Regions from separate parts of the Homo sapiens genome. Here region 1 is linked to region 2. A link is an interaction called in ENCODE POLR2A ChIA-PET data of the cell type or tissue named here. Cell type or tissue: Panc1. All regions are shown on one strand. Links, peaks and the distances in the headings refer to the core of each region. The heading gives the core; the rest is flanking DNA. Region 1 holds the start of LOC107985459 (a long non-coding RNA gene). Region 2 overlaps NR5A2 (nuclear receptor subfamily 5 group A member 2).

Evidence for each region. Peaks named below come from ENCODE experiments on the same cell type or tissue, not always from the same donor. Only the 100,000 strongest peaks of a DNase experiment are listed, where the experiment ranks them.
Region 1: POLR2A ChIA-PET joins it to region 2 with 18 read pairs; 3 of 35 experiments call an interaction of 5 or more read pairs at or near these places.

What each region holds. Positions count from the first base shown.
Region 1 is chr1:200,529,513-200,545,408 of GRCh38, reverse strand. It overlaps LOC107985459 (a long non-coding RNA gene), which reads left to right and starts at 14,370. Exons shown (of 3, transcript XR_001737816.3): 1 at 14,370-14,465. RefSeq lists a silencer at 9,614-9,683. In Panc1, for the core only: a CTCF peak has its summit at 9,402; a DNase peak (open chromatin) is centred at 9,614.
Region 2 is chr1:200,041,842-200,057,737 of GRCh38, reverse strand. It overlaps NR5A2 (nuclear receptor subfamily 5 group A member 2), which reads right to left. Exons shown (of 8, transcript NM_205860.3): 3 at 13,846-13,964; 4 at 12,154-12,295; 5 at 8,920-9,566. It also overlaps the pseudogene RNU6-570P. Among named protein-coding and RNA genes, the nearest start is that of NR5A2, 22 kb to the right of the region's middle. RefSeq lists an enhancer at 8,539-9,478. In Panc1, for the core only: no CTCF peak of the experiment used is centred there; no DNase peak of the experiment used is centred there; H3K27ac peaks cover 697 bases.

The DNA of each region.
Region 1 (15,896 bases), core at 7,215-12,214, 490 kb before region 2:
TTATAAGCTGATACTCCCAAATGCACATTTCTTTCTTTTGAGCTCTCTTATTCAATTGTCTACTTGGCCATAATACAAGCACCTTAAATCTAAAGGTATCTAAAGAGTTAACTCATACTCTATATCTTTTCCTTTTTCTTTATTTTTGAGACAGAGTCTCACTCTGTTGCCCAGTCTGGAGTGCAGTGGTGCTATCTCAGCTCACTGCAACCTCTGCCTCCTGGGTTCAAGCGATTCTCCTGCCTCAGCCTCCCAACCCTATACTTTTTAAATCTAATTCTTCCTGTATTCCTTATCTTAGCTGAAAACGCCACCATCCACAAAGTCACCCAGACCAAAAATCCTAGGCTTATTATCTATTTGACCACACCTGATCCTCACAATAACCCCAGAAGGTGAGTGCCATTATGATCCCCATTTCGCAGATGAGGAAAATGAGGCCTCTTGGCTTTGCAGTACAGAATCTCAGAACCAGAATTCCTGGGCCAAAGTCCATGCTCTATATCCCTTTCTTCTAAAATAAGTTCCTGTTGGAAGCTAATTAAGCAGCACACTTGCTGCTGCCTCTGCGGGGAACGCTCTTCCTCCAGGAATCCCCGTGGCTCCATCTCACTTCCTATAGGTTTTAACTCAAGTGTCATCTCCACGAGGCCTCCCTCCCTCCCCTTCCTCACAACCCTCTGTCCTCTTTCCCTGATTTAATGTCTTCTTGGCTCTTTTACCAGCTAGATACTATGCCATAACTTTTCCTTATTTTTCCGTTTCTTTGAGACGGAATCTTGTTCTGTCTCCTGGGCTAGAGTGCAATGGTGTAATCTCTGCTCACTGCAACCTCCGCCTCCTGGGTTCAAGTGATTCTCCTGCCTCAGCCTCGGGAGTAGCTGGGATTGCAGGTGTGTACCACCACGCCCGGCTAATTTTTTGTATTTTTAGTAGAGATAGGTTTTCACCATGCTGGTGAGGCTGGTCTCGAACTCCTGACCTCCTGATCTGCCTGCCTTGGTCTCCCAAAGTGCTGGGATTACCGGCGTGAGCCACCGCGCCAGGCCTATTTTTCTTATTTACTGTTTATCTCCTTTCACTAGAAGGTAAGCTCTGTGGGAGCAGGAATTTTTCATCTGTTGTGCACACTGTTGTATCTCTAGCACCTAACAACACCCAGCACGTGGTAGGCGCCAGTAAATACCTGTTGAATAAATAAATGAAGCGAACGAACAAAACAAATTGTAAAGAAAAGAAAAAACCCTAGTTACTGTTTGTGTGATTAAAAAATTACCATCTAAGAGGAACTTTCTGGATCCATAGTTGTTTTTAAATTAATATTATTATTTTTGAGACAGAGTCTTACTCTGTTGCCCAGGCTGGAGTGCAGTGGTGCGATCTCAGCTCATTGCAACCTGCACCTCCTGGGTTCAAGCAATTCTTGTGCTTCAGCCTCCCCAGTAGCTGGGATTATAGGCATGCACCACCATGCCAGGCTAATTTTTGTATTTATAGTAGAGACAGGGTTTCACCATGTTGGCCAGGCTGGTCTCGAACTCCTGACCTCAGGTGATCCACCCACCTCAGCCTCCCAAAGTGCTGGGATTACAGGCATGAGCCACCGTGCCCAGCCTAAGTTGTTATTATTATTATTATTATTATTATTATTATTATTATTATTATTATTTTGAGACGGAGTCTTGCTCTGTTGCCCAGGCTGGAGTGCAGTGGCATGATCTCTGCTCACTGCAACCTCCTCCTCCCAGGTTCAAGTGATTCTCCTGCCTCAGCCTCCTGAGTAGCTGGGATTACAGGCATGCACCATCACACCTGGCTTATTTTTGTATTTTTAGTAGAGATGGTGTTTCACCATGTTGGCCAGGCTGGTCTTGAACTCCTGACCTTGTGATCCACCTGCCTCAACCTCCCAAAGTGCTGGGATTATAAGCGTGAGCCACTGCGCCTGTATTGTATTTATGTTCAAGTCTGGCTCCTGCCCCCCAACTCCCATTTCAATTACTTTTAGAGGGAAGAATACAGTTTGCAGAATGCTTAGAATGACACAAAACCTTAGTGCTAGTCTGAAATTTTTGCGTATATAGAGATCTTTCTTTCTTTTTGCATTTCTCTCAGTTTCCATATCCTCCCTAACCAATAGGTTGTCACATTATCCTGAGGCTAAGTGATTAAGAAATGTGAAGAATGGGCCGGGCGCAGTGGCTCACGCCTGTAATCCCAGCACTTTGGGAGGCTGAGGTGGGCGGATAATCTGAGGTCGGGAGATGGAGACCATCCTGGCTCTCGATCTCGGTGAAACCCCGTCTCTACTAAAAAATACAAAAAATTAACCGGGTCTGTTGACGGACGCCTGTAGTCTCAGCTACTCGGGAGACTGAGGCAGGATAATGGCGTGAACCCAGGAGGTGGAGCTTGCAGGGAGCCGAGATGGCGCCACTGCACTCCAGCCTGGGTGACAGAGCAAGACTCTGTCTCAAAAAAAAAAAAAGAAAAGAAATGTGAAGAATGTGTCCCCATTGCCAAGTAAGTTCACGTTGGCCCAGAATACTTGACCAGAAACTTATCACAAGCATAAGCACTCAAGTGATATTCACACAGATTAGATTATGGGAAATCCCTTCTGAAGTAAAATAAAATGTATTAGACACTAAGGGAAATTTCCAGAACAGCAACCCAAGTTCCTACTAACCCATGTGCAAATCAGCAATGAGTTTCTGAGTTATTTGCAGAGCGGTACTTTCAGAAGGGTCTTCACAAGAAAAACGAATCATCTCTGGAGCTTCTGATACTCCTTGGTCTTTCTGCAACATGGCATCCTTAATTATTCCCTCATCTGCTCCAGGACATCTCCCCTCCTCTCCATCTTATCCAGTCCTAGCCATCCCTCAAATTCTACCTCCTTTATGAAAATCTTTCAATCAAATATGCATGGAATGCCTGTGGTGTGCCCTGCCTGCCACTGAGACTCTGAGAATACAATGGCTGTGAGGAAAGGTAGAAGGTTCCAGTCCTCTCTCTCTCTTTTTTGAGATAAGGTCTCCCTCTTTCACCTGGGCTGGAGTGCAGCGGCATGATTATGACTCACTGTGGCTTTGAACTCCTGGGCTCAAGCAATCATCCCACATCTGGGCTCAAGCAATCCTCCTACCCAAGCCTCCCGAGTAGTAGCTGGAATTACAGGCATATGCCACCTTGTCCAGTTAATTTTTTTATGTAGAGATGGGATCTTACAATGTTGCCCAGGCTGGTCTTGAACTGGCCTCAAGCAATCTTCCCACCTCAACCTCCCAAAGCACTGGAATTACAGGCATGAGCCACCGTGCCCAGCAAGGCCTCTCTTTTTGTTTGTAGGTGGCCATCTTTTCCCTGTCTCATTACATTGTCATCCCTCTATGCATGCCTGTCTCCCAATTGTTCCTTCTCCCTGCTTTTTTTATTTTTTATTTATTTATTTTTTTTGAGACAGGGTCTTGCTCTGTCTCCCAGGCTGGGGTGCAGTGGCGTGAACATGGTTCACTGCAATCTCAACTTCCCAGGCTCAAGCAATCCTCCTGCCTCAGCCCTCTGAGTAGCTGGGATTACAGGCACATGCCACCACATCTCATTTTGTATGTGTGTGTGGAGACAGTGTCTTCCTATGTTGCCCAGTTTGGTCTTGAACTCCCGGGTTCAAGCGATCCTCCCAACTAGGCCCCCCCAAAGTGTTGGGAGTACAGGTGAGAGCCACCGTGCCCAGCCAGGCCTCTCTTTTTGTTTTGCAAATGGCTGTCTTTTCCTTGTGCCTTCACATCATCATCCCTCTCTGTATGTCTGTCTTCCAATTTCCCCTTTTTATAAGGACACAGTCATATTGGATTAGCATCCACCCTAATGACCTCGTTTTAACTCGATTACCTCTGTAAAGACCCTGTCTTCAAATCAGATCACATTCTGAAGTACTGGGGATTAGGACTTCGACATATGAATTTTGAGGAGAATACAATTCAACTCATAAGAGGAGACATAATAAACCTAGTTTTAGATTTGTTGATGTAAGGGATCTTGGCACCGCCATGGTGTGATATGCCCTGGAAGGTGAGAATATGTGTGAAGGGGGCTGCTTTGTAGGTCTTTTATATTCCCGTACTGTGGCATAGCTCTCCTTTTGTCATACAAACCTTGTCACTCTGATAAGTGGATACTTTGCCTCAGGGGAGTTTAATGAATCATCTACTTCTCTCTCTCGCTCTCTTTTTTTTTTTTTTTTTTTGAGACAGAGTCTTGCTCTATTGCCCAGGTTGGAGTGCCGTGGCTCGATCTCGGCTCACTGCAACCTCCACTTCCCAGGTTCAAGCAGTTCTCCCTGCCTCAGCCTCCCAAGTAGCCGGGATTACAGGTGTCTGCCACCATGCCTAGCTAATTTTTGTATTTTTTTTTAGTAGAGACGGTGTTTCACTATGTTTGCCAGGCTGGTCTTGAACTCCTGGCCTCAGGTGATCAGCCCGCCTTGGCCTCCCAAATTGCTGGGATTACAGGCATGAGCCACCACACCCAACCAGCTGAATCATCTACTTCTCATAGTAGTTTCATAATGTAAAGATAAGCACTCTCTCCCATTTTACCAAAGAATAAACAAAAAATGTAGATAATTTTAACTATTTGTCCAAGATTGCACAGGCGGAAAGAATTAGAATTAGGTCTCAAATACTGGTTTATAAACTCCAAATGTTACACTTCTTTATAAATCTTCATGGATGAAACAGTGATGGTAGGAAGAGAGGGTTGAATGATGAATGGAGGAATGGGTGGGTGGACAAGTGGGTGGATAGATGAAAAGGTGGATGGTTGGTTGGGTGGATGGATGGATGAATGGGTGGATGGGTGGATGGATGGATGGATGGATGGTTGGATGGATGGATGAGTAGATGGGTGGATGGGTGAATGGATGGATGGGTGGGTAGATGGATGGGTGGATGGGTGGATGGATAGATGGGTGGATGAATGGACAGGTGGATGAGTGGATGGGTAGATGGTTGGGTGAACGGGTGGATGGGTAGATGGGTGGGTAGATGAATGGATGGGTGGGTACATGGATGAATGGGTGGATGAATGGATGGATGGATGAGTGAACTGATGGCTAGATGGGTGGATGGATGGGAGGGTGAATAGATAAATGGGTGAATGGGTGGATGGATGGGTGGGTGGGTGGAGGATGTGTGGATGGATAGATAGATAATAACAAGAGCTTGCATTTGTTGAACACTTACTATTAGGCAACACTTACTACTACTAAGCTAAGCAGTGTATGTGCAACTGCTCATATAATCAACAAACAACTCTATGAAGGAGGTACTATTGTTAACTTTACCAGCCTAGTTAGAGAAACTGAGACTTGGAGCAGTAATTCTTCTAGGTTACAGGGTGAGGAAGTTGGTAGGGCCCAGATTACAACTCAGGTTTGTTGGAGAATTTTGATCCTCTCTGCTAATTAATGCAGTATTCTGAAAGTATAGATACCACTCCCAGACTCAAATCCTCTCTGGTTTCGTTTGAGCATGTAATTAGTTAGCAAGCATTTTTTTATGTTTGTTTGTTTGTTTTGAGACAGGGTCTCACTCTGTTGCCCAGATTGGAGTGCAGTGGCTGATCACAGCTCACTGCAGCCTCAACCTCCCAAATTCAGGTGATCCTCCCACCTCAGCCTCCTGGGTAGCTGGGACTACAGGTGCCTGCCACCACGCCCAGCTAATTTTTTGTACTTTTTGTAGAGACGGGGTTTCTCCATGTTGGCCAGGCTGGTTTTGAATTCCTGGGCTCAAGCTATCCTCCCACCTCGGCCTCTCAAAGTGCAGGGATTACAGGCATGATCCACTGTGCCTGGCCTGTTTGTTTTTAACTGTAGGTGGGTAAGACTAAACCAACTCCCAGAGGGAAGCCCCTTCCTTTCTTTGCCCCTCTGATTATCTGTCCTGCTGTCACTCTCTATACCGTCATGAAGCCATGAATGTGCTTTTCAAGAGCTTTAAAGCATTCCTGTTTTAAATATCTCATTTTTTAATCTGCCCCAGGCTTGTCATGCTGCTTTGCATGCTCAGTTTTCTTCAAATAAACTTTTTAATTGAAGCATACCAAATATATAAAATACAGAAACTATATGTGTCCTACAAGAATTTCCACTCTGTGAATGCATCAGTGTAGTTGCTACTTAGATAAAGAAACAGAGTATCACAAACACTGGAAGCCCTTCTGATGCCTGCTCCTAGTCATTGATCCCAAAGGTAACCCCCACCCTGACTTTTAACACCATCATTACTTGTGCCTGTTTTTGAGGTTTCTATAAGTAGAATCATACCTATGAACTCCTGTGTTTAACCTCTTTTGCTTAATATTATCTCTGTGAGATTTAGGTTGTTATGTATAGTGGTAGTTCATTTTCCTTGCTGTATAGTATTCCATTGTATGACTGTCACAGTTTATTCATCTAATAATAAATTAGACTTATTATTGCATTAATAATAAATGGTGATAAATTGCTTGCTTTTTTTTTTTTGGATCTCACTCTGTTGCCCAGGCTGGAGTGCAGTGGCGTGATCTCGGCTCACTGCAACCTCCACCTCCCAGGTTCAAGCAATTCTCCTGCTTTGGCCTCCCAAGTATCTGGGACTACAGGCGCACACCACCATGCCTGGCTAATTTTTGTAATTTTAGTAGAGATGGGGTTTCACAATGTTGGCCAGGCTGGTCTCAAACTCCTTACCTCAGGTGATGCACCTGCCTTAGCCTCCCAAGGTGCTGGAATTACAGGCATAAGCCACCATGCCTGGCCGATAAACTGCATCATTGACCATCCTTCCTATATCCATACCCTTTGTCATGTAACTCTTCAATGCCTTCCCACTGTGGGCACGGTGCAATTCCCTGCATGGGTTTGACCATGTGATTTGCTTTGGTTACAAGGATATTAGCAGAAGTTATGCCATCTTGAAAAAAATGCTCTGAAGATTTGTTTTGCTAGCTCTTGTCTCTCTGCTGTTGCCATGAGACAAAGAGGTGCAAGCTGGTCCTAGGAGCAGGATGAGAGATGTGTAAAGCAGTGCCTCCCCTGAACCCTCCAGAACCCAGCCTAGATGAGCCAGCCATAGAAGCATGAGCTAAAAAATATGCCATTGCTGTATGCCATGGGGATTTGTGTGGCCATAGTTAATTGACACTCCATTCTACAGTTGATGGACCTTGGTGTCATTCTCTGTTTTTGGTAATTACAGTAATGTTGATATGAACATTCTGGTACATATCTTTTGGTGCACACATCTACAGTTTTCCCCATTGCTCAAGAATGTAAAAATTAATAACATGTCCTTATGCAATTTCCTTTATTAATTTTATTATGAAATATATATCCAAAAAGTAAAAGTAACATCTATGTGTCTTTGTTTTCATCTAAGCCTCTGGAGAGATTTACAGTAATTGCAAACAATAATTTCTATGGCAAAAGTGGTTAAGACCTCACTCTTTAACGGTGTGTGCAGCTGCTTACTTTCCTGCAAATAGAAGGCCTTGGGAGGCCAGTGGGAACATGGCCTGGTGGGATCTAAGTTGTTTCTCTTTGCCTCTACAAGCTAAACCAAACCCACTTTGAACTTGTTCTCTCCCAGTTGGTGCCCTTGTCAGGGCCATACATCACCAGCATGCTTCCCCCAGATGACCACTTCAACTATACATCATCCAAGTGAGCTGGGGCTCTCTTAACGTATTGCTCTTATACATCAACAAAGTGAGCTGCGGCTCCAGGAATCTATTAGTGTAATACACCACTAGGGTAAGGCATACTGATAGAGCAAAGCTGGTCGATCTGTGAATTGTAGATATCTAGGAGTTCGGGTCAAGAGAGTAATGCAGATTTCAGGTTGGATTGATGTGGCTATGAATGGTATTTTATGATATAAAGTTTACCTCTGATTTAGAAAGTAATTTAACGTGGGTGACAGCTCAGGTTCGGGCTAAGAGAGGTCGACATGGTAGATATCTGTAACTCTTGGAAGATGTGTTTCAGGAATAAATTACTGTTCTTGATACTTTTATTTCATTTTGCGATATGTCACGGGGGGCACCAGAAAATTGGCCTGGGAGGAAAGTTTTGCACATAAAGCAAAACGGGCTCATTCTGCTGCCTGCCAGGTAAATAAATATGAGGGGAGTGTGGCCTTTGGAAGGCTCAGTTACCATCTGTTTCAGTTGGTCAAAGCTGCATTCTCAGGGTCTTGCTCTTGACCTAATGTTTATGTAACAAAGCAGCACAGCAGTTACAATGCATAAATTGTTATCAGTTTCTGCAAGACTCCAGAGATCAGAAGAATTGTAGCGTTTAGGCAGAGGAACAAGGGAATACAGAAAGTACAATGACCAGACCCCAATGGGTGGTTCAAATAAATTAGGCCCCACATCAGGGGCACATAGCTACATTTGTTGCTCAGGACAGAAGCAGCTCTGTTCTGTACCATAGGCATAACAACCATATGCATAACTGACAGCTTCTGATGAGACATGGAAAGAATTTTCTGGAGACTCTCAAGAGTTACCCACAACTTCATTAGCTATAAAAACAATGGTAGCAAACACTTACTAAATAATTATCCATTGATTCACTTAATGCTCACAACAGCCTTATGAGTTAGGACCTATTAGCTGTCTCTGAAAGTTCAGAAGAGTGAAGCACAGAAGAGTTGAGGGACTTGCCCTATGTCACACAGCTGCTACAGGTAAATGATGAAGATGGGATGAAGCCAGGTAATCTGGATCCAGACTTTCTGCTGTTAGCCACCAAGAGCAGAGCCCCAAACCTAGCTGCACATCAGTATCACCTGGGTAGCTTTTTTTTTTTTTTTTTTTTCTGAGACAGAGTCTTGCTTTGTCTCCCAGGCTGGAATGCAGTAGTCGCAATCTTGGCTCACAGCAACCTCCACTTCCCAGCTCAAGCAATCCTCCAGCTTCAGCCTCCTAAAGTGTTGGGATTACAGGCATGAGACACTGCTTCCAGCACTGGGTAGCTTTTTAAAAATACTAACACCTGACTAGGTGCAGTGGCTCACGCCTATAATCCCAGCGCTTTGGGAGGCTGAGGTGGGAGGATCACTTGAGGTCAGGAGTTCGAGACCAGCCTGGCCAACATGGTGAAACCCCATCTATACTAAAAGTACAAAAAATTAGCTGGGTGTGATGGCTGGTGCCTGTAACCCCAGCTACTAGGGAGGCTGAGGCATGAGAATCACTTGAACTTGGGAGATGGAGGTTGCAGTGAGCTGAGATCGCGCCACTGCACTCCAGCCTGGGGACAGAGTGAGACTCCGTCTCAAAAAAAAAAAAAACAACCCTGACTCTCAGAGATTTTGATTTATAATTGGTCTGGGGTAGGAATGACCTATACATAGGTTTTTGCAGCTTATTTTCTATTGTGCAGGCAAAATGAGAAATAACTCGATATCTGTCAATAAATGGTACTTATTTTTATTATAATATTTTAATGCAAATACACCTGAAAAGGGCAGAAGTCACTTTCCAATCAGCAAGTGCGAGGCAGTGCCACCTGGGTAGTGAGTCACTCATTGGCTCAATGGCAACACCCAGAGGCAAAGTAAACAACTGCAGATTACTATGCGTTGCCTAGCTTAGACATCAGATGCCAGCTGCCTCACAGGGCCTAATATAAGTCATGGGCCCCTTTTAAAAGTAGAAAGTGGGCTGGGCATGGTGGCTTATGCCCTGTAATTCCAGCACCTTGAGAGGACAAGGCAGGAGGATCATTTGATGTCAGGAGTTCGAGACCAGCCTGGCCAACATGGTGAAACCCTGTCTCTACTAAAAATACAAAAATTAGCTGGGCATGGTGGTGGGCGCCTGTAATCCCAGCTAGTTGGGAGGCTGAGGCAGGAGAACTGCTTAAAAGAAAAAAAAACCCTGGAGGCAGAGGTTGCCGTGAGTCAAGATTGCACAACTGCACTCAGCCTGGGCAACAGAGTGAGACTCCACCTCAAAAAAAAAAAAAAAAAAAAAAGTAGAAAGACTTTAAAAGTAAAAGTACTTTTAAATTTAACACCAATTTTTGGAAAGATTTTAGAAATTTCTGCTTATCTCAAAGGCAATGAGTATTTTGTTCCAGTGGAGATGCCTTACATAGTTCATATCAGTCGTGATAGAGCTTGTGTTCTGTCATTTCAGGCAGCTGAGACAGAACCACGTGCCATTTTTATAGGGGCTCCCTTCCCGTGGGTGTGCCCACTCGCCCCTGTGTGGGGAATCTTTTTTTTTTTTTTTTTTTTTTTTTTGAGACCGAGTCTCGCGCTGTTTCCCAAGCTGGAGTGCAGTGGCGCGATCTCGGCTCACTACAACCTCCGCCTCCCAGGTTCAAGCGATTCTCCTGTCTTGCCCTCCCGAGTAGCTGGGACTACAGGTGCGTGCCACCACACCCAGCTGATTTTTTAAATTTTTAGTAGAGATGGGGTTTCACCATGTTAGCCAGGATGGTCTCTATCTCCTGACCTCGTGATCCGCCCGCCTCGGCCTCCCAAAGTGCTGGGATTACAGGCGTGAGCCACCGTGCCTAGCCCCTGTGTGGGGAATCTCAATGCTGCCTCGTTCTAGTTCTCACTGCCTGACAACTCCAATCTACACTGCAGGCCAAATGGAAAATGGCACAAACCCAACTCATTCACACATCCATTTGGCATTTGCAACAAAAATCAGGAAACATGGTCATTCTTCAAGGGTTTTCTATGTAATGAGGACAGAATGCAGATACAAATTAACATCTTAATATTACAAATTCTTTGAACAGTATATTAATGTTTCTTATGCAATATAACCAGGTGAAATTACCTGAAACTGACCATTAAGCTTTTCGATGCTAATACAGAGTGTAGATCTTTCTGTGCAACATTTGATTTTAGCCCAAAGCTTTAAACCCTATTAACATCTAAATGCTGAATGAGGCTATAAAATATGCATATATAATTTTGGGAACTGAAACAGATAACCTTTTAAAATATAATTGATGACACCTGTAATCCCAGCACTTTGAGAAGCTGAGGTGGGCACATCACTTGAGCCCAGGAGTTCAAGACCAGCCTGAGCAACATAGCAACACTTCATCTCTACAAGAAATACAAAAAAATTAGCCAGGCATGGTGGCATGTGCCTGTAGTGCCAGCTACTTGGGAGGCTGAGGTGGGAGGATCAACTGAGCACGGGAGGGTAAAGCTCTAGTGAGCCATGATCATAACACTGTACTGTAGCCTGGGCTACTGAATGAGACCGTGTATCAAATATACAAATAATTGAAAAAATCTAAGATGCCCACAAAAATCTTAATTTCATAACTGTTCTGATATGCATTATATATAATAGTTACACTATATCCGATAGTGATAAGTGCTATGGAGAAAAAAAAGACTGCAAGGGATAGAAAGTGCTAGGGTAGCCTTGTGCGGTGGCTCACACCTGTAATCCCAGCACTTTGGGAGGCCAAGGCGGGTGGATCACCTGAGGTCAAGAGTTCAAGACCAGCTTGGCCCACATGATGAAACCCTGTCTCTACTAAAAATACAAAAATTAGCAGGGCGTGGTGGCAGGCCCCTGTAATCCCAGCTACTTGGGAGGCTGAGGCAGGAGAATCGCTTGAACCCGGGAGGTGGAGGTTGCAGTGAGCCGAGACCTCACCATTGCACTCCAGCCTGGGTGACACAGTGAGACTCCGTCTCAAAAAAAAAAAAAAAAAAAAGGAAGAAAGTGTGCTAGGGTCATATGAGTAGGGGTTGCTATTTTATTTAGGGTGGTCAAGGAAGACCTCACTGATAAGATGTAAGAGCAGAGACCTGCAAGAAATGATGAAGCTAGTCATGTGGATACCAGGGAAGAGCATTGGAGGCAGAGGAAACAGCAAATCCCAAGGCTTGAGACAGCATGGGGTCCTAGGCGCTCAAGCTGAGTACATGCAGGAGTGGCAGCAGATGAGAGTTCGATTAGTAAGGGGAGAGGACAGAGCACAGAGGGGCCTCATAGACATTTGTAAGGACTTTGGTTTTTCTGTTGTTGTTTGTTTTGTAGAGACAGGGCCTTGCTGATTTTGCCCAGGCTGGTTTCGAACTCCTGGGCTCAAGGGAACTGCCTGCCTCAGCCTCCCAAAGTGCTAGGATTATAGGCATGAGCCACTATGCCTGGCCAGGACTTTGGATTTGACTCCGAGTAGAGAACCACTGGAGGGTTGTAAGTAGAGGAATGACAGATCTGCCATTTTTTTTTTTTTTTTTTTTTTTTCAGAAGATTCACTCTTTCTGCTGTATGGGGAATAGACTGTTGGGGCTAAGACCAGAAGTCAGTAGATATACAAGAGGAGACAGTGGTGGTCATCAAGTGTTGTCCTCCCACAAACTCCAATAGACTATTCTCCAGTCACACAGGACCAAACTTACAGAGTTCATAAAAATGAACCTTTGGCAAGGATGTTATCCCAGCACTTGAAATAGTTCACATACATATCTGGGGGTCAGGAAGTCTTCCCTTGAGGCTCTGTTGAAGTCTAAGCTTATTAAACAACCACGAAATATTAGAAACCAGTACCAAGATCCAACTAGGGAGCAGTGTGGGATCCACAAAGTTTGGGACAATTGGCTGTGTTTTGTAAAGCAGGAACAAGTTATCCATATTGGTGTCAACGTGACCATGGATTAAAAGTCTTGAGTATGGTGGCTCACGCCTGTAATCCCAGCACTGTGGGAGGCCGAGGCGGGTGGATCCTTGAGACCAGGAGTTTGAGACCTGCCTGGCCAACATGGTGAAACCCCATCTCTACTAAAAATACAAAAATTAGCCGGGCGTGGTGGTGGGCACCTGTAATCCCAGCTACTTGGGAGGCTGAGGCAGGAGAATCCCTTGAACCTGAAAGGTGGAGGTTGCAGTGAGCTGATATTGCACCACTGCACTCCAGCCTGGGTGACAGAGTGAAACTCTGTCTCAAAAAAAAAAGTGTCTTCAGTATGATAAACCCACACAGGAAGAATTGATTAACTGTTGTTAATTAGATGACAAGAACAACAAAGTCGAGTGGGCTTTGTGGAGTGTGCTACCTGAGAGTCCATTTGGTCAGGGACCTAACTGGCCTGATGTGATCCCATAGTGAGGGAGGGAGCAGGGGAAATGACTGCCTAGTCCTCACTCTCCTGCCTCCCTCCAGACTCCCCCTGGGGCCAAATCCAACAAGAAGCCAGACAAGGCAAGGGAACCCCCTGGAATGGGCCATATGGTTCAGCCTCCCCAGCATACAGCCAAGTGGAAGAGGATTTAGTTTAGACCCAGAAAAGCAAGCAATTTCAAGGTCCTATTGGGAGTGTGGAGGAAATGCCCTTCCCAGTCTCTTCCCCCATTGGAGGGGGAATTCAAGAATTAGGATAGAGAGGCCAGGCATGGTGGCTCACGCCTGTAATCCCAGCACTTTGGGAGGCTGAGGCGGGCAGATCACTTGAGGTCAGGAGTTTGAGATTAGCCTGGCCAACATGGTGAAACCCTGTCTCTATTAAAAATATAAAAATTAGCCAGGCGTGGTGGCGGATGCCTGTAATCCCAGCTATTTGGGAGGCTGAGGCAGGAGAATTGCTTGAACCTGGGAGGCGGAGGTTGCAGTGAGCTGAGATCGTGCCACTGCACTCCAGCCTGAGCAACAAGAGTAAAATCTCCATCTCAAAAAAAAAAAAAAAAAAGAAAAAAGAAAAAAAAGAATTAGGATAGAGAGATTGGGCATAGTGCCTGCCTTCCAGTGTGAAATTAATGGAATAGGACTTTGTAAGGAACGCTAGGTGGGATAGGGGACAAATGTTTCATTCACGTAATAAAGTCAAAGTCATGTTAATAGAGGAGTTGATCTTGAATGAAGACTTGATGAGGCTTATTAATAGGATTGACTTTCCCTTTTCCTAAGTGATAATCAAAGAAAAACAAATGGAGGGGAGGGAATCTACCAAACTGCAACAAGGAGAAAAGGAATCACCCCACATCATTTCTTCCCTGCCCCTTTCCCCTCCCTCTTGGGACTAGAAGCTGCTCCATCTCCTCTACCCAGCAGCGAAACAGAGAGGGAGGCTGGGGCCCACCCTCCCACCAGAGGCTGTGAAAACATGCAATACCCGTGAAACCTGTTCACTTCTGGGGGAAAGAAAGTCTGCAGAGAGCGGAAGGAGACAGGTCTTCAGAAAGAGAGGGCATAAAGGGAAAAGGCCCTTTTGTCTGTTGCAGGAGGAGGGAGACTGTGTGAAAGTGACTTAGCACTGTGCCCAGGTGCAAAGTTAGTGCCAAATAAGTGTTAACTGTGGCTTTCTTTCTTCTCTCTCCTCTCTCTCTCTCTCTCACACACACACACACACATGCAGGCACAAGCAGATTCTACTACAAATACCTGTCTTCTGCTATAGGACCATACTCTCACCTGACATCATACTCAGGTAAGTGACATGGGCGAGGTGTGGGAGACTTTAGTAGTGTCCTCTCTGAGATCTCCCCGGGATAGGGCATGGTAAGGCAGCATAGATGCCGATCTCACCAGCCATTACAAAATGCAAAATTTTGCTTCTTTGGAGGTTTTGGCTTAATGTGGGCTCAGTTCCACTGCACCTCTATGGAGTGCAGAGGATGTGGTGGTGTGGCCTCGATGCTTTGAACTAGCTTGAATGCAGGAGCCCAGGGCCCCGAGGAAGGATCACAGCTGCACTGTGGGGAAGTGGGGGGTGCAGCTGCTTAGCTGAGCAGAATGGGAGTGGCTGCAACAGCCTGTAAATGTGCTTGATTTTAGGGTCTTTATCCAAATAAAATATGGCTTGCTGACAGGTTAGGGAACACACCTCACTTCACACATAAACCAGCACTGACATGTTCATTTATTTCTGTAAGGTTTGCAGTCACCTAATGGGGTCGGGTTTACAGGGTGGCCCTTTAGCCCCCACATTTTTTTTCCCTATCAAGTCAAGAAGACTGAAATTCCTGTTGCAAACACCAAAGCCTCTAGGAGAGGCAGAAAAATGACATAGAGCACAGAGCCAACCAATGCAATCCACAAAAATGAGAGTGTATATGCTTAACCATTCCGGAAATATGATAAACACATTTATTTTATTTATTTATTTTTTGAGACAGAGTCTCACTTTGTTGCCCCGGCTGGAGTGCAGTGGCACGATCTTGGCTCGCTGCAACCTCTGCCCCCCGGCTTCAAGTGATTCTCCTGCCTCAGCCTCCTGAGTAGCTGGGATTACAGGTGTGCACCACCACGCCCAGCTAATTTTTGTATTTTTAGTAGAGACGGGGTTTTACCATATTGGCCAGGCTGGTCTCGAACTCCTGACTTCAAGTGATCTGCCTGCCTCAGCTTCCCAAAGTGTTGGGATTACAGGTGTGAACCACCATACCTGGTGGATAAGCACATTTAAAGAGATGCCCACACACTCACATACTGCCTGACATTGTTCATTAATCTTTACAGGAGCCCCTTAAGCTCACCATTTTATACACGGAGAAGAGGTTAAAATTCACACAGCTAACAAGGGCCAGGGCTGAGATTTGAACCTAGTGCACTCTGGTGAGAGGTCTCACCTTCAAACATCCTACCTCGCTGCTGGAGGTGACCACTTAGCAATATTTGCAAAAGGTGCTACAGTTTAGTAAAACAGAAGTGCTTCCTGATTACCTTCCATTCTTGTTAGTCATTTAGGGGTCTGCCAGCTTTTATCACTGGTTAAAATGGTAACCACTTTTCATTCTAAATGAATCCTGCCCTCTAATTAGGAGCTTTAGTAACCTTAGAAGGTGATCTAATGCAAGTAAAATTTAAAAAGATTTTTCACACTTCACTTTTAAAATATGAAATCATGCAGGCAGCTTTG
Region 2 (15,896 bases), core at 5,844-10,843:
AGGCCGAGGCAGGCAGATCACCCTGAGGTCAGGAGTTTTGAGACCAGCCTGGCCAACATGGCAAAATCCCATCTCTACTAAAAATACAAAAATTAGATGGGTGTTGTGGTGCACGCCTGTAATCCCAGCTACTCGGGAGGCTGAGGCAGGCGAATCACTTGAATGCAGGAGGTGGAGGTTGCCATGAGCCAAGATCGTGCCACTGCACTCCAGACTGGGCGACAGAGTGAGACCCTGTCTCAAAAAAAAAGAAAAAAAATTGATTTAGCAAACTTTTACGAATCAATTAACTTGACATCTCTATGAGTCATTATGACTGACGGACGTATCCTCCACAGAGAACATGTTATACGAGAGCGATGGTCTTTTACTCCCACTCTGACCAAATGACCATACACTGTGCTCTCATCACTGGACTGTCCTAAAGATCAAACTAGAAAATGGCCTGAAAGCACCTAGCACTAGAGTAGGTGCTTAGTGGGTACCCAAGAAAAGTTACTTCTCTTCTCCTTTACCATATGACCTAGAGCAGAGCAAGGAAAATGCTCACGTCTGTACCATTTTCCAACAGGTCTTAAAGGACTTGTATTACTGAAAAGAATGGTTTTTCATAAATTGACCCAAAGATATGTAAATTCATTATGTTTTCTTTTGTGTAATTAGAGAAGGTCATCGTAGGAAACTGAATACAAAATAATTCAGTACATCCTCATCAGAACAGGAACAAGGGCTTGCTCTTGGCTGCCGAGGCTTAAGCCTCAGTTTGCAAAACCAGACTATATCGAACAGGAGGGACACAGAATGAGGCAGTCAGGTATGCGGTAGCAGTGTGGTCCTACTCTCACTGTTCAGATTCAGACACCTGACGATGGCCAAGCTAGTTAAACATGGATTTCTTGGGTGTGCCTCGCTATTCTCATGTTCTCCCCATGGTTCCAGTAGATAACATACAGGTTAATACGAACAGGACGCTCATAAGACATGTGAACAAGCAGACCCAGTGTGAAGTTATGATCATCACTACTCTCTTACCAAATATCCCAGCGCCCCATGGAGGATATGTTTCCATGGAAACTATTAGTGCTCAACTACGCTGAAACCATAAGTTTCAGGGAGCTTAAACTGAGTTTGCAGTTTGTAAATGTATACTCAACGAATAAAGCAAATTTACTTCTTTTTAAAAGTAACAAAAAAAACTCTAAGGACAAAAACAGATCAGGATTGGCAGGGACTGGGGTGGGGAGAGGAGTTTATTACAAAGGGACACAAGAGAATTTTAAAGTGTGAAAGAGCTGTTTTATCATTTGTACATTAAAAACAGTAAATTTTAGGGAGAGTAAATTTTACCTTAGTAGAAGTAACTAATGCATGGGAGTTTTGAGGTGACTGGTGTACTTTCAAGATATCCCAGTAAAGAACAATACACATCCCCACAGTAAGTGGGCATGTTCCACTGCCCCACAGTGAGTTGGCCATAGCACAAACAGGCATTGACTGAGAAGAGCTGATTCTTTCAGTGAATTGTGAGCAAGAAGAAAGCTCAGAAGAAAGCAAGAAGAAAGATAATGGCTTTCTGAGTCTACAATAGACACATGCAATATACGTATGTAAGCAAGAAAGGCTGAAATAACATAAATTCTCATCCAACACTATCAGCCACACCAAAGCCTTCTGTTTCAGGTCTGCTTGGAAAAAGATATAAAAGCAGATGCTTAACACCTGAAGAGACCTTAGAGACCATGAATCAAACCTGCTGATTCCAACATTCTCTCCAAATTCACAAAGACAGAACACTTTCATATCTACCTTCAGCGGAAGAAAAACCAGTTTTATCATTTCCTTGTAAACCTATGCAGGTTCGATTTATTTCATTCTGGCAACTTTGTGATGAGTATGAGAACTGGCAATAGATGGCTTAATGTGCCTTGAGATCAAATTTTGATTGGAAAATTTTCATTCATTGAAAAATTTGACTGGAAAACAAACTTTAATGTTTATTTTCTTTGTGTCATCCTTGTGCTTCCCAGATTAGCTACTTTGCATCCAGAGAAGTGAAAACAAAGGTAAGTAAAGTGGCTATTGCTCTGTGACATCACATGGCAATGAGGAGTGCTCGTGTTGGACCCATGATTCCTGACCCCAACTCTCAGGAGAAGGCAAAGAACAGCCATATGGCAAGTAAATGTGGTAGACACCGAGCAGGATCCTCTCTCTCAGTTTCTCTTTCTCTCCCATAGAAAAGTAGGGCTGGCTGGGCACAGTGGTTCACGCCTGTAAACTTTGGGATGCCGAGGCTAGTGGATCACCTGAGGTCAGGAGTTTGAGACCAGCCTGACCAACATGGAGAAACCCCATCTCTACTAAAACATACAAAAATAAACCAGGCGTGGTGGCAGGCGCTATAATCCCAGCTACTCGGGAGGCTGAGGCAGGAGAATCACTTGAACCTGGGAGGTGGAGGTTGCAGTGAGCTGAGATTGCACCATTGCACTCCAGCCTGGGCAACAAGAGTGAAACTCCGTCACAAAAAAAAAAAAGTAGGGCTGCCAGGCACAGTGGGTTATGCCTTAATTCCAGCACTTTGGGAGGCCAAGGTAGGAGGACTGCTTGAACCCAGGAGTTCCAGACCAGCCTGGGCAACGTCGCAAGATCCCATCTCCACAAAAAATAAAAAATTAGCTAGCGTGGTTGCATGCGCCTGTGGTCCCAGCTATTTGGGAAGCTAAAGTGGGAAGATGGCTTGAGGCCACAAGGTCAAGGCTGCAGTGAGCTATGATCATGCCACTGCACTCCAGCCTGGGCAACAGAGAGAGACCCTGTCTTAAAAAAAAAAAAGTAGGACTAAGTAAATTTACTAAAGAATATAGCTTAAAATTGGGGCAGATTCAATAAAGTCTGAGATTATAGGCCTGCATTGGGAAAGGTAACTGTGATTTAGGAAAAAGGATCTAGAATGTTAAAAATAGATAAATAATGCTGCTCAGATAGCTTCCATAATTGGCTAGAGAAAAAAGAAGGTTTGCTCCTCCCCTTGTGCCCTCGCTTTAGATAAAGCTATACTTAAAAACCAACTTCAGCATGGCTAAATTCCTTTGGCACAAACTCCCTGAGTCTCTGAGACCTATTTTCCACAGAAATGCTAGTTGGGAGTTTCAGTCAGGATTAATTTAGATTTTTTTTAATACGTACATGTATCAGAATCATTCACCGAGGGGAAGTTCTTATATATCCATTCCCAGAATTCTCTTAAGACATCTGGTCTCATTAGAAGATCAAATAGATCCTCCAGATTCATTAGTTGTTTAACAAAGTGGGAATTATTTTCTCACTGCTCTTGTGTTTGTGAGATATTCAAGACACAGGTGAAAAAAAAAATAACTGAAAAAAAAAGCCAATCTTCTTGACTCACAAGGACAGCTCTTTCAGCAGAATACAAAAGTCTCGAATTAGCTCTTAATTTCTAAAAACACAAGGAAACAGTCAAGAGCATAGGTCACTCAACAGATTTGGTTTAAAGATCAGAAAATTTTATTAGTGGCTCACCTATCACCCGGTTACCATCCTGTGTTCTCTTTTTTATGGACAGTTTCATGAATGCCTGTGTCATCTTTGTGCAGGGGGTCATGCTAATCTCTGTATCTTTCCAATTTTATTGTATATGCTGCCAAAGTGAGCTCCCTGCATTCTTTTTCTGCTATCTCGACAAGCATACGTAACAAGAAACCCATACTGAACATGCCCAGCTTCTAGTAGAGCACAGGATATAATCGTGTTTGGCCGCTTTAACGGCAGAGCACAGCCCATATGCCGTCACTGAACCAGATTCACCTGGAGAGTAAACTATCCGCAGAGGGTAGGGCACTAGAGAATGCTTCAGAAACTCAAGGCCCAGAAGTGCTGAATCCACTGTACTGAATGATACCCCAGTGGCCTGAAAGAATTATTGTAGCTTTTTAAAGTGACTCATTCACTCCCACGGGGTCATCTGGACTCAGGGAAAATCTGTCTCACTGATTATTAGTGATTTGGTAATTGGATGGTAGTGATGGGCTTCTGATAACCTAGAGATTTGCTTTAGCTTCACTGGCAAAGGACTGTTTTCTTTGGAGTCAAAGATTACACTGCCTCTTTGTGTGTGTGTGTGTGTGTGTGTGTGTGTGTGTGTGTGCGTGTGCATGCTGGGGGGGATGAGGGAATGCGTACAAGAGGACTGCTTCTTTGAACCTGAATCTACCAGTCCCAGTTCTGCCATTCAGTAGCTGGATAATCTTGGGCAGATTACATTCCCTTCTGCCTCAGTTTCTTCATATGTAAAAAGAGGTAGGGTCAAATGATCTCAGTGATCTCTTCTAGCTCTGAAAAACCTTGTGATTTCTAGGCAATGAGTATCTTTTGATGCACATCTGTTGTTGCAAAAGCTACAAGTTTCAGAGTATTAATTTCATCTTTCTCAAGCCATTATTTTGGATGAAGACCAGAATTGTCCTTTACAAGTGTGTTAAAAAAACAAAGCAGCTCGCTTATATGTGTCCTCTAGCCCTTTTCCCTTTCATCTTCCAGCTCTGAAATTCCACGGTTTCTATGAGAGTTGGGGAGTTGTAACTTCTTCTTTTTCATTCCAATCTTTTGAATGAAAACCAGAATACCTTTTTTTGCACCTTGTAGATGTATAGAAAAACAAAACAACCTACCAAATTTCCTGGCCCTTCTGTTCCCTTAACTAGTAAACAAATGAAATTCTCTTTTTTTCCTATGTGGTAGAGAGTGTAATTTGTCCTGAGAGAGTGAGCAAGAGGTAGGCCGGGTGCGGTGGCTCATGCCTATAATCCCAGAACTTTGGGAGGCCAAGGCGGGCGGATCGCAAGGTCAGGAGATCAAGACCATCCTGGCTAACACGGTGAAACACCGTCTCTACTAAAAATACAAAAAATTAGCCGGCGTGGTGGCAGGCACCTGTAGTCCCAGCTACTCAGGAGGCTGAGGCAGGAGAATGGCGTGAACCCAAGAGGCGGAGCTTGCAATGAGCCAAGATCGCACCACTGCACTCCAACCTGGGCGACAAAGCAAGACTCCGTCTCAAAAAAAAAAAGAGAGTGAGAAAGAGGTCATTTCAAAATTGCCTAATTAGGAGCAAATATGTGATTTTTCATCTTTGGGTTTTAGAGGTATAAAAAATCTGTCCAATAAGTATATCACTTGATAGGTAATTTGCTGTGAAGTTACCAAGGAAAAGGACAGATATTTAATGAATAAAACAGGCACAATGGCTCCTGTCTGTAATCCCAGCACTTCAGGAGGCCAAGGCAGGAGGATTGCTTGAGCCTAGGAGTTTGAGACTAGCCTGGGCAGCAGAGTGAGACCCCTGTCTCTACAAAAATAATTAAAATCAAATTGAATAAAAAAGAGCATTTATCTTCCCAAATGATATTTTAAAATTACAACCTTTACAGAAAGATAGGGTGGGGACTCAGGCTGTGGGTTTCAAAGATGTCTTATAGGCCACGCCAGGAGGAAGAGACCTTTTTCCGGAGTTATTATCCTTAATTGTAGCAGGTAGGCAACGCCAATGGATGGCCGATAAAACCTCCTCTAGAGCAGCAAGTTTTCCTGAATTGCAGGTCATGCCTCATTAATGGGCCGTGAAATCAATTTAGTGAGTCGTGACCAGAATTTTTTTAAAAACATGAAATAAATTAGACTAAAGTAGAATAGATAGAAAATATCAGAGTGCGTGGCTTGTAGGTTATGTACTATCTGGTGAAACTTTGGTTTAGTTGTGTGTATGTGTTTGTATGTTTGTGCATCTCTGTGTGTGTGCGCCCGTGTGATGTGTTTGGTACACTATGTCCTGCCATAAAATACATTTCCTACTGTGGGTCATGATTAAAAAAATTGAAAGCCACAGCCCTAGAGATGTCTCAATCCTGGCTTCAAATGAGTTGGTTTGCTTTCTGACAAAGTAAATTTATAAACGAAAGGAAAAGGAATTCTTCCAAATGTCAATAGTCACCTCCCAACTCTCTACTGAAACTATCCTTAAGTTTTTCTGAATTCTACTCTTTGTTCACCAAAAAATACTTGAATCACTCCTGGTCAAAGTAAGCCCAAGGCAAACTGTGAAGTGGGTCAAAATTATCTTTCTCTTCTGGGAACATCTCCCACCCCTTGTAGACGACCCTCACGTTTGTACTTTTTTCCCTTTTCCTTTTTTCGTATTCTATGAAAGACTGATAAATGCATTAAACAACACCGTAATTGATTGAAAAATGCTTTTATATGCCCCATTCTCAAAGATATTTATGTTTTAGCCAAATATTTAACCTCATGCTATATAAAGAAGTCACTGTAAAATTTATCCACAGAGGAGGGAAAAGAGAGGAATAGTGGAAAAAGTTTTCCCAGCCTTCTTAATGCCTTACAGCCGCTAGCTGTATTTACTTCATGTTTCCTTTTTTACATGAAAATAATATGCATTATTTCTTTCCTTGTTGATTTGTAAAATATATTTTTATTCTCTGCGGCTGTCTTTATTTTTTAAAATAATTATTTATGAAACTGTCTTATTATAAACTCTGAGAGGAAACATGTTGTTTTATTCAACGTTGTTTTTACCTTATACCCAACTTACCCCTTGGCCAATTTTAGGTCCTTAATTAGTACTGATTAATAACTGTTAATTATAACAAAATCATACTACTCTATAACACATGTAATAGTTTTTGCCAATGTTAAACTAAGAGACTATAATTGCATTGTTTTGATCCTAAATATAAAAATTATGTAGATTCTGCACATTTTTCATAAAACAACAGTGATAACATCAATTTATTTATTTATTTATTTTTGAGATGGAGTTTCGCTCTTGTCACCCAGGCTCGAGTGCAATGGCAAGATCTCGGCTCACCGCAACCTCCGCCTCCCAGGTTCAAGCAATTCTCCTGTCTCAGCCTCCCTAGAAGCTGGGATTACAGGCATGTGCCACCAAGCCCGGCTAATTTTTTGTATTTTTAGTAGAGACGGGGTTTCTCCATATTGGTCAGGCTGGTCTCGTACTCCTGACCTCAGGTGATCCGCCCGCCTTGGCCTCCCAAAGTGCTGGGATTACAGGCATGAGCCACTGCACCCGGCCCCAGTAATATCAATTTAAAACAGCACCACACTTTACTGAGTATGTAGTATATGCCAGACTCCCGGTACTGGGTGCTTTATCTGCATATTCTCATTTTCCTTTGAAAACCTCCTCAATATAAGTAGTTACATCTGTGCTCCCAATACTCCTCCACAAACACCACATATACAAGTTACACATGAGAAAAACCAAGGCTCAGAGAATCTAACAACCTGCCTATGAAGACATAATTATTAAGCAGTTCATTTGATTGTAAAAAGTCTGTGTTTTCCTCATTTTTACATTACCTAACCTTTCGACAGTATCTAAAATTATCATTTTAATTTTCATTTTCAAATACTTTACCTGTTTGATTAAGGACACAGTTTTGAATGTAAGAATATCAGGAAAGTGTTTGCATGGTTTGTTTTTTCATGAAAAATGTTCTGATTATCATAGAGTGGTTACAAACCCTAACACATACTCGGAAAATATCTGGCCTAATTGTGCTAACGCAGTGCATTCTGCTTGCCCTTTGCAGCCTGAGATATCCTTCAGCCATTTTTAAGCGTAGCAATAAAGGACGTGGAAATAAAGAGCTGGATGTGTCCACAGTCTTAACAGCGTGCTGATGGAATTTTATCAACTTATTTAGGTCTGTTCAGGTAACTTTTTTGCTTCCATGTACAAAGAACAGTGCTTAATGTAGACTGCTATGAAAGCATTATTTTCCATTTGCATGTGGCTTCCACATTCCCCAGACCATCTACTTACACAGACGATTTTTAACAGTAACTCTTAAAATTAAAAGTCGGCTTTGCATTTTCCTTCTCTCAGAAATTTTACAATCAATCTCCTGTCCTAGGTAATCACAAGTCACAGATATTTAGCAGCCACATCTCTCCCCGTTACAGCAAAAGGAAGAAATTGATTTTGTGACAAAATATACTTGGAAATCAAATTCAAGACTCACTTTTAAAATAGGAATGAAACCACTGACTACCAAATGTGTTTTGGTAGCCCCTCTTAGATTCCAAACTTCTAAATAACTTTCTCACATTCATTCAGACTTAAGTTTCAGGAAATAAAATAATTATTAATTTAAACATAGATCCCTATACAAACAAGTACTATGTTTACAATGTACCAGTCCACTAAAATCAACAAGACATAGATTATGAGAACTACAACCCAAACCAAGTAAACTAGCACTCACCATTTGCCCATTCCCCATCCAATGACAGTAAACATCCTATTGGAATCTGCTACGAAAACAAAGGCTTTACCAACCTAATGTCAAGGCAAACAGTAGTAAATACCTACTTGATACTACTAACCAGTGGTATCATTTTCATTCCTTAGAGTCTAAACACTACTAAATGTTGGCATTTTTTCCTTCAAAAGAAACCTTCAAGATGACACCATTATAATATAGCTCTTTACATGGTAATTTTCAAGAAAAATAGTTTACTAGGCGCTATTTCACATTGACTTGAAATGTTTTAAGCCACAAACCATCTGAATTAAAAGGAATACAGATATTCTACTATTTAGAAAAAAAAGCCCGAGTTTCCTATACTTTATGTTAAATGCCAGCCCCCCCAAACTAAGAGCTACACAAAATCAAAGCCCCATAAATTTAAGCTGCCACAGTCCTGAAGTCAAGGTAATAAAATTACGTCTACTCTGTAAATCATACAAAGTAGAAAATTAAGGAACACATATTTTCAGCACCAAGAATGTATTAATTAGGAACATAGTTAGGTCTCTCTTAAAAGGGGTGCTGTAAGTTGTAATAGCTGGTGGCATACCTTAAGTTCTCTGAAGAAGATACTACTCCTGGCCCACTCGACAATGGAGAAGAGAGTTTGATCTGCCATTTTGCACATAAGCCCAAAGGTGCTCAGCTTTTCGTGCTTGCTTCGGTTAGCCTGCTCTTGCTGCAAATAGGCCATGATTTTAGCCTGGACTTGAGGCTCATCTGGCTCACACTTCAAAAGTTCCAGTATCAGATGTGGGATGCTTGCTGGAGAGCTCGTCTGGTAACTATCCATATATGAATAGCCCATTATGGACTCGGGTGAGCTGGTATAGGGGTCTGGGTACTCAGACTTGATGGCCCGGCTAGGAAAGTGGCCATATGTTTGGTAACCTTGCAGGCTGCCGTGAGGGGGCATTGTCATGCTAATGGGGGATGTTACAAAGGGACTTCTGTCATAGTCTGTAGGAGGCAAGGCAGCATGGTTCAGAGGTAGGCCTTTGGAGGCAGAGTGGATGTTTTGAATTGCAGAGGAAATGGTCAGGTCAGAGGGCATAGCTTGGATCACCTGAGACATGGCTTCTAGCTTAAGTCCATTGGCTCGGATGAGGGCTTTTTTCTGTTGCTTCAGGGCCCTGTCTCTCTTGTACATTGGCCCAAACTTATTCCTTCCTCCACGCATTCGGTCGGCCCTTACAGCTGTTGGGGGTGGGGTGGGGGGAAGGAAGGAAAGGTATAAATAAGGTGCAAATTATTAGCATTCTTCAGATATTTAGAAATGTAAATCGACAAGAAGTGGTATGTGTGTGGTTGTTTTCGTTACAATAGCCCACAAAGATTTCCCAAAAAACCATGTCCTCTTTATTTATGAATTCCTTCCTCCAAGTGTGTGTCGTCATCAAAAAAATACTTTGGCCACATAGGGACATATTAACCCTTTTGTGGATGGAGGAGAGTTCATAATTTTTGTTAGACATAGAAATATTTCACATAGGCGTGGTGCGGTGGCTCACACCTGTAATCCCTGCACTTTGGGAGGCCAAGGCGGGTGGATCACCTGAGGTCAGGAGTTCAAGACCAGCCTGGCCAACATGATGAAACCCCATCTCTACTAAAGATACAAAAAATTAGCCAGGCGTAGTGGTGGGTGCCTGTAATCCCAGCTATTCAGGAGGCTGAGACAGGAGAATCGCTTGAACCCGGGAAGTGGAGGTTGCAGTGAGCCAAGATCACACCACTGCACTCCAGCCTGGGCAACAAGAGTGAAACCCCTGTCTCAAAAAAAAGAAAAGAAATATTTCACATTGCTAAGAAAGAGTATCAGTCGTTCTACTAAGAGTATATGCTTTTATTATGCCAGTTCCTTATGGAAACCCAAACTGCTTTGGGGTTTTCTTTTGCAGGGGTGTGGAACTGAGTTACCCAATTTTGGATTAAATTGTGAATACTTTCCCACAAGATACCTTCCTCCCTGAAAGCCATTTTGGCCACCTTGTTGCAATAACAAAAGGGGTGGGGACATGTTCTTGGAAAATCATGTTCACCTGGACTTGATGAGCCCACATCAGATGACCACCAGTTACTGCTTTTAATTTAAGTAGAATTGGACATAATTAAAACAAATTCATTTCAGAAGCTGTCAAGAGAGTCTTCTGCGACAGTGGTGTGTGGAGTCTGCGGCCATGACTAATAAGTTAGTTAGCAGTTCCCTCTAAGTCCATAGTGGCCAATGGCAATTAGACAGAAACTAGAGACCTCTGATAGCTTGTGACATATTGAACTTGCTGGAGGTTAAGTTTTTGAGCTTTTTATCTTGGATTAGTATCACATTAAAAATTTATTGTAAATTCTAAGTATACAGAATATTGCACAAGATTATAAAGAGTTTTTCATCTGGATGATAATTTATTGAATATTCAGTTGTTTCATATCACTCCTAAGGAAGCATGAGCATGTACCACAAGTGATTTACAATTGTGAAAGCTTAACTTAAAAAAAAGAAAGTTTAATTATTTAAGGTAAAGAAATGCAGCCTTATTATTTTTGTTGAAAAGGAATTAAATGACATCATGCAAAATCACAACATTTACTTATCTTCTGAGTCTCTTACTGTATGTAGTAAGCATCTACCACAATATTTTGCTATTTGGGAAATAATAGTGATTGGTAATAAGAAAATTAATAAGCATCAATTATTTCCTTTCATGATCTCTTAAAAATGATACTGACATTAACAGTCCTCATAATAACCAAAGTGGCTACCTCTGTTCGGAAGAAGCGTGTTAGCTATTCAGCAGATTTATATGATTTTTTTTTTTAGTATTTCTATCAAGTATGAGTTCCATATAACAGAAAAGTTCCAAATAAAAATAGCCTGTGCCTCATTGATCAAATAAAATGCACTCTTGTATCTAGCACCATCGGTGATATGTATCCCTGTTATTGCTTTATTTGCAGTATATTTAATCCATGGAAAGCAAGCAGGTCAGAGGCTAGAAAGCAGCAACATACCATAGTAGTCCATGAACTACAAATTATTTACAGCAGTCACATATTAACTTTACTGCCTGCCAATCTGTACATTGTAGTATAGGGTCTGCTCTTTCAACAAAGTTCAAGTGTGGCTTTTCAGGAGCCACTTTCTTGTTCTTTTCAGACCTTTGCTAATGATTTAATAGTTCGTTATTTTTCATGTTTCCTGATTCTCAATTTTTTATTTTGCAGCCTCAGTCATTATCTTTTAAAAAAATACATTTCTACACTATCAAAGATAATATCCTACATGAGAAACTCCTTTTCACCATTAAAGGCTTTAACTCTTAAGAATCATGAAATTAGTAGTTAACACTTGTGACAAGCACACCTCTTTTAAAAAGAATTGAAATCAAACTTTTCCAAGGGTATCTTGATTTAAAAACTCAAAGAATATTTTACTTTTAATAGTTTTACAAATTATTCTTGTTTTCAGTTGGATTGCTTTAGTCTTATTTTCATAACCTGATCTTTTTCCCTTTTTTGTGTCTAATGCATCTGCTCCCCAGACTAAAAAAAAGGGGGTGGGCAGGGGAAAGACAACTAATATTTTAAATTTTTTTCCTAGTAGATTTCACCATGATTAAATGAGACTCAGACTATTCTGCAGATGAAACATAGAAAGATCTTACAGTATTGTCGGTAGTGTTAAAATGCTGGGAAAATAATGTTACCATGCTATAAGTACAATGTTGTTTTACAGTTCATGTCCTTGGAGAGTTTTAATAGGCAGTAGTCTTTAGAAGAATCTTACCTTCTAGCTTCATTCCAACACTTAGACATTTTTGAAAACGACAGTAAGGACAACGCTTTCTCTGTGTTTTGTCAATTTGGCAGTTCTGGTTTTCTATACATGTGTACCTTTTATTATTTTGGACTGTTCGCTTAAAAAATCCCTATAAGACAGAGAAAATAGTGAGACGTATTATAAATCTAACACCCGTCTTTTCCATTGTTTCATTTTAAGAAAATCACCAGTAAATCCTCTCATTGCACTATTTGAGCCCTTATGTGGTTCTGTGGTTTATTTTACATTTCAGCAACATCAACCTTCCCAAACTGTGCCAGGCCATGGTGGAGATTTTTCTGGCATCAGTTTTATTCTTGAAGAATTACGTCAAATCCTGGGGAGATTTGGCTACCCACCATTTTATCCCAACAGTCAGAAAAAATACACTCTATATAGATAAATTTTTTTTTAATCTATTTTCCTATTATCCCACATGTTCCTGATAGAGGTACTCATGAAGTCCTGGCATTGTTTTTAAGTAGTCTGATATAATTTCAGTGATAAACCATTGCAAAATGCCAGTGGAAAAAACTGAATAGCAAAACACCTCAGATTTTTTTTTTTTTTTAACAAATGTCAACACTGGATAGTTAAAAGCAAAAGGATTTAAAGAGTAAAATGGGAAAATGCTCATAATTCCACTGGAATACATTCAAGTATGGGAACTGTTCTTAAAAAGGCAAAACTAATGGAAGGAAAAAGCATGTATCACAGATAGCTGAATTGTAGCACACAGGGTATGAGCTTTCCTTATATTTTATATAAAAGAATTAATCAAAAATAAAATGTGTAGCTTTATAATATGAGATTTACCAGGATAGTATTCATATTTAACCCACTTGCCACAAAGAGAAACATTCTTACTTTGTTATAGAGAATGGAGGGATTTTCCTGGTGGTGGTTTAAGTAATTGTACTGAGTTTTCCACTTAAAAACAAAAACAAACAAACAAAAAAAACTTTGAAAAATAGTGAATATTGAATTTACTGGGAATGTATTAAAAAGTCCTGAGATAAATTCTTAAAGTATAATTTATATTTTTGGTAACAATATAGCATATTTTACATATTAAAATCCATGCACTTAAATAGGTCATATATTTATAAAAATTATTATATTAAAAACTAAAATCTGATTTCTTGGTCTTTATGATATAAATTTCAAAAAATCCTTAAAATTATTTTGGAATAAATCAAGATGAAATCACACAGTTGGGAATTTAGGCTTTTATGTCTGTGGATAAAGAATGTTTAGACTTATAGCACAGAAATACTCTGAAGTTAAAATGTATTTGGGAAATAGTTTGTCATATTCCCTTTCAAGAACAACGATGCTTTAAATATATATAAGTCAAGCAAAATCAATATTTAGGACTGTTAGAAATGGAAGTCTTTCTACAGCTATATCACTTTACTACAATAAAGTATTTTAGAACCATGAGACTGGCAAAGTTTTCTAAACAGCATAAATTTCTTTGCCTTTTGAACTAAATCAGACACACACTTCTAAGAATCATCTCCCTAAGACTCTCTCTTTCTCCCTCATTTTTAGTTGAGTCTTTAAAAAAGGAGCCTAAATTTAGCTTAAAAGAAGTAATCCACTGGTTTATTTTGGTGTTGGACATTATATTTTTCAGGTAGCAATGTGTGAGCAAACCTTGCAGCTTTCACAGGTGAGGAGCCCATAATGGTACCCAGACACTTTATCTCCACACACGGGACAAAGCTCTTCCAGATCTTCATCATAGGAGTAATTCACCATTTTAAATTGAGACACTGAAACAAAAAGAGAAATGTATACACATATTCAATTAATTTACATGTAGGTGTTAATCCTGCAACAAAAAGCATTTTGGTGATTGCTGGGCAAATATCACATGGTAAAATATAAAATAAAAACAATTTTTAGCAAGGTCTTACTGAACTATTTTTACAAGTAAAACATCTTTTGTCATCAATAAGCATGGACCTCATATAATTCCATGTGCCACAAACAATTCCAACTTCTTTTGTTAACATTTTAAACTGACCGCTTTTAAACACAAGTCTCATAACTCCACAAAGCAACAAATAGAGACATGAATTGCATAAGGTGACAGTTTAGAATTTCTTTTAAATCCCTATGAAGTTAAATTCCAAAATGTCACCTTCGCCTAAGGTAGAGAAACAAGCGCAGGCTTTATTCCCTCCCTCTTGAAGTGGTTTGCTGCAAGTGCACCTTGCTTACAGGGACAGCAGCACCAATTTGCAAACTCTGTCCGACAGAGAAACTGAAGCCCCAGAAACCCGCTTCTCAGCAGCAGCCCACTTTAACTAAACAGCCTGAGGCTCCCAACTTTCAGATCTGTTAGATAATCGAAACATTCAGTTCCGTATTGACAGTACTTTTCTATTCTGGATACTTTCATCTCCTTACGTTTGAAAATCTGTGAAAATAAAAAGAAGGAAAAAGAAAATAGAGGACGCCCGTACGGGGAAAAATACCAGAAGAGTAAAAGACACACAGAAGGGTTTTGGTTTCAAAGTATTGAAGCCCTGTAATGAACCTCACATGTTTCCGATCATCATAGCAAAATATAAACACCTCGAGATCGCCCTATTAAAGTTAAACAGAAATCAGGCCGCCACGACGCGCGGCGCGGCTCACTGCCGGGATCGGGTAACCGCCTTGCTCCGGACGCAGACCCACGAAGGCGTCTTCGCAGCTAAAAAGATGACAAACTATGCACAGGAAGGGCAGTGACCAGGAGACCCCAGGAAGTGCCTGATCCGGTATTTCCCGGAGACTCCACATCCACACAGGTCAAGTATGGGAGCGCGGGGCGCGGGTGGGCGGGCACCCGCAGGTCTGCGCAGCCGGGACCCTGCCCGCACTCCCCCGGGCACTCTTCGGCGAAACCCGTGGGCGCACCAGGCTCTCGCCTAGGCTCTACCTCCTGCTACCCAACGGCGCACAAACACGCAGCCGAGTTTGTTTTAAGTTAATCAGTGGCGTTTGCAGGGGGTGGGGCAGGTGGGGGATGGAAAGCCACGGCCGGGCAGAAGTTTCCTCTGATTTGTTTACCAAAAAGGAAAGAGAAATAGCCCCCACCCCATCGCCAAAGTCCTCCGCCACAGTATCGCCGCAGTGATGACTTGTTCTTTTGAAAATAAAGTTATTTTTTTTCTCTTTGGTTCCCGAGCTCTTCGGTCGGAAAGGGCCGTCAGGGGGGTCACTTGCAGCACTTTGCGGCTAAGGACTGCGCGCAGACCCGCGGAGTTGACGCGTCTCTTCCCGGGCCACAGAGCCCTAGGATGGCTCACAGGGGAGTGAGTTAGCCAGAGTTTGGGAACATTCCGAGAAAAGAGGCTCCAGAGAAGGCAGGAGCCTGCCTTCGTGAAATATTAATAAAGGGATGCTAGGCGAGGTCCTCCCAGCGGTGCCAGCCTGAATCCCAGCCCCAAGAGACCCCCACTAGGGTTTTAGGAACCTGGGGGTTTGGGAAGGGCCGAGGGTTCAGAAATTCCTTTATAGCCCCTAGACGTTGATAGCTCTCCTAACAATCGCGATGACAGTCTTGAGGCATGTTTTAGGAACAAGGCGAAAAGCGCACTTTCCCAACTGTGATCTTTTCTACCTCCCCTTCCCCCAACAAAGTAAACTCTAACTTTACACCAAAGGGGCACAGATAGGCAACTGCTTTCAGAGGGACTCCGTGCCTACCTCGG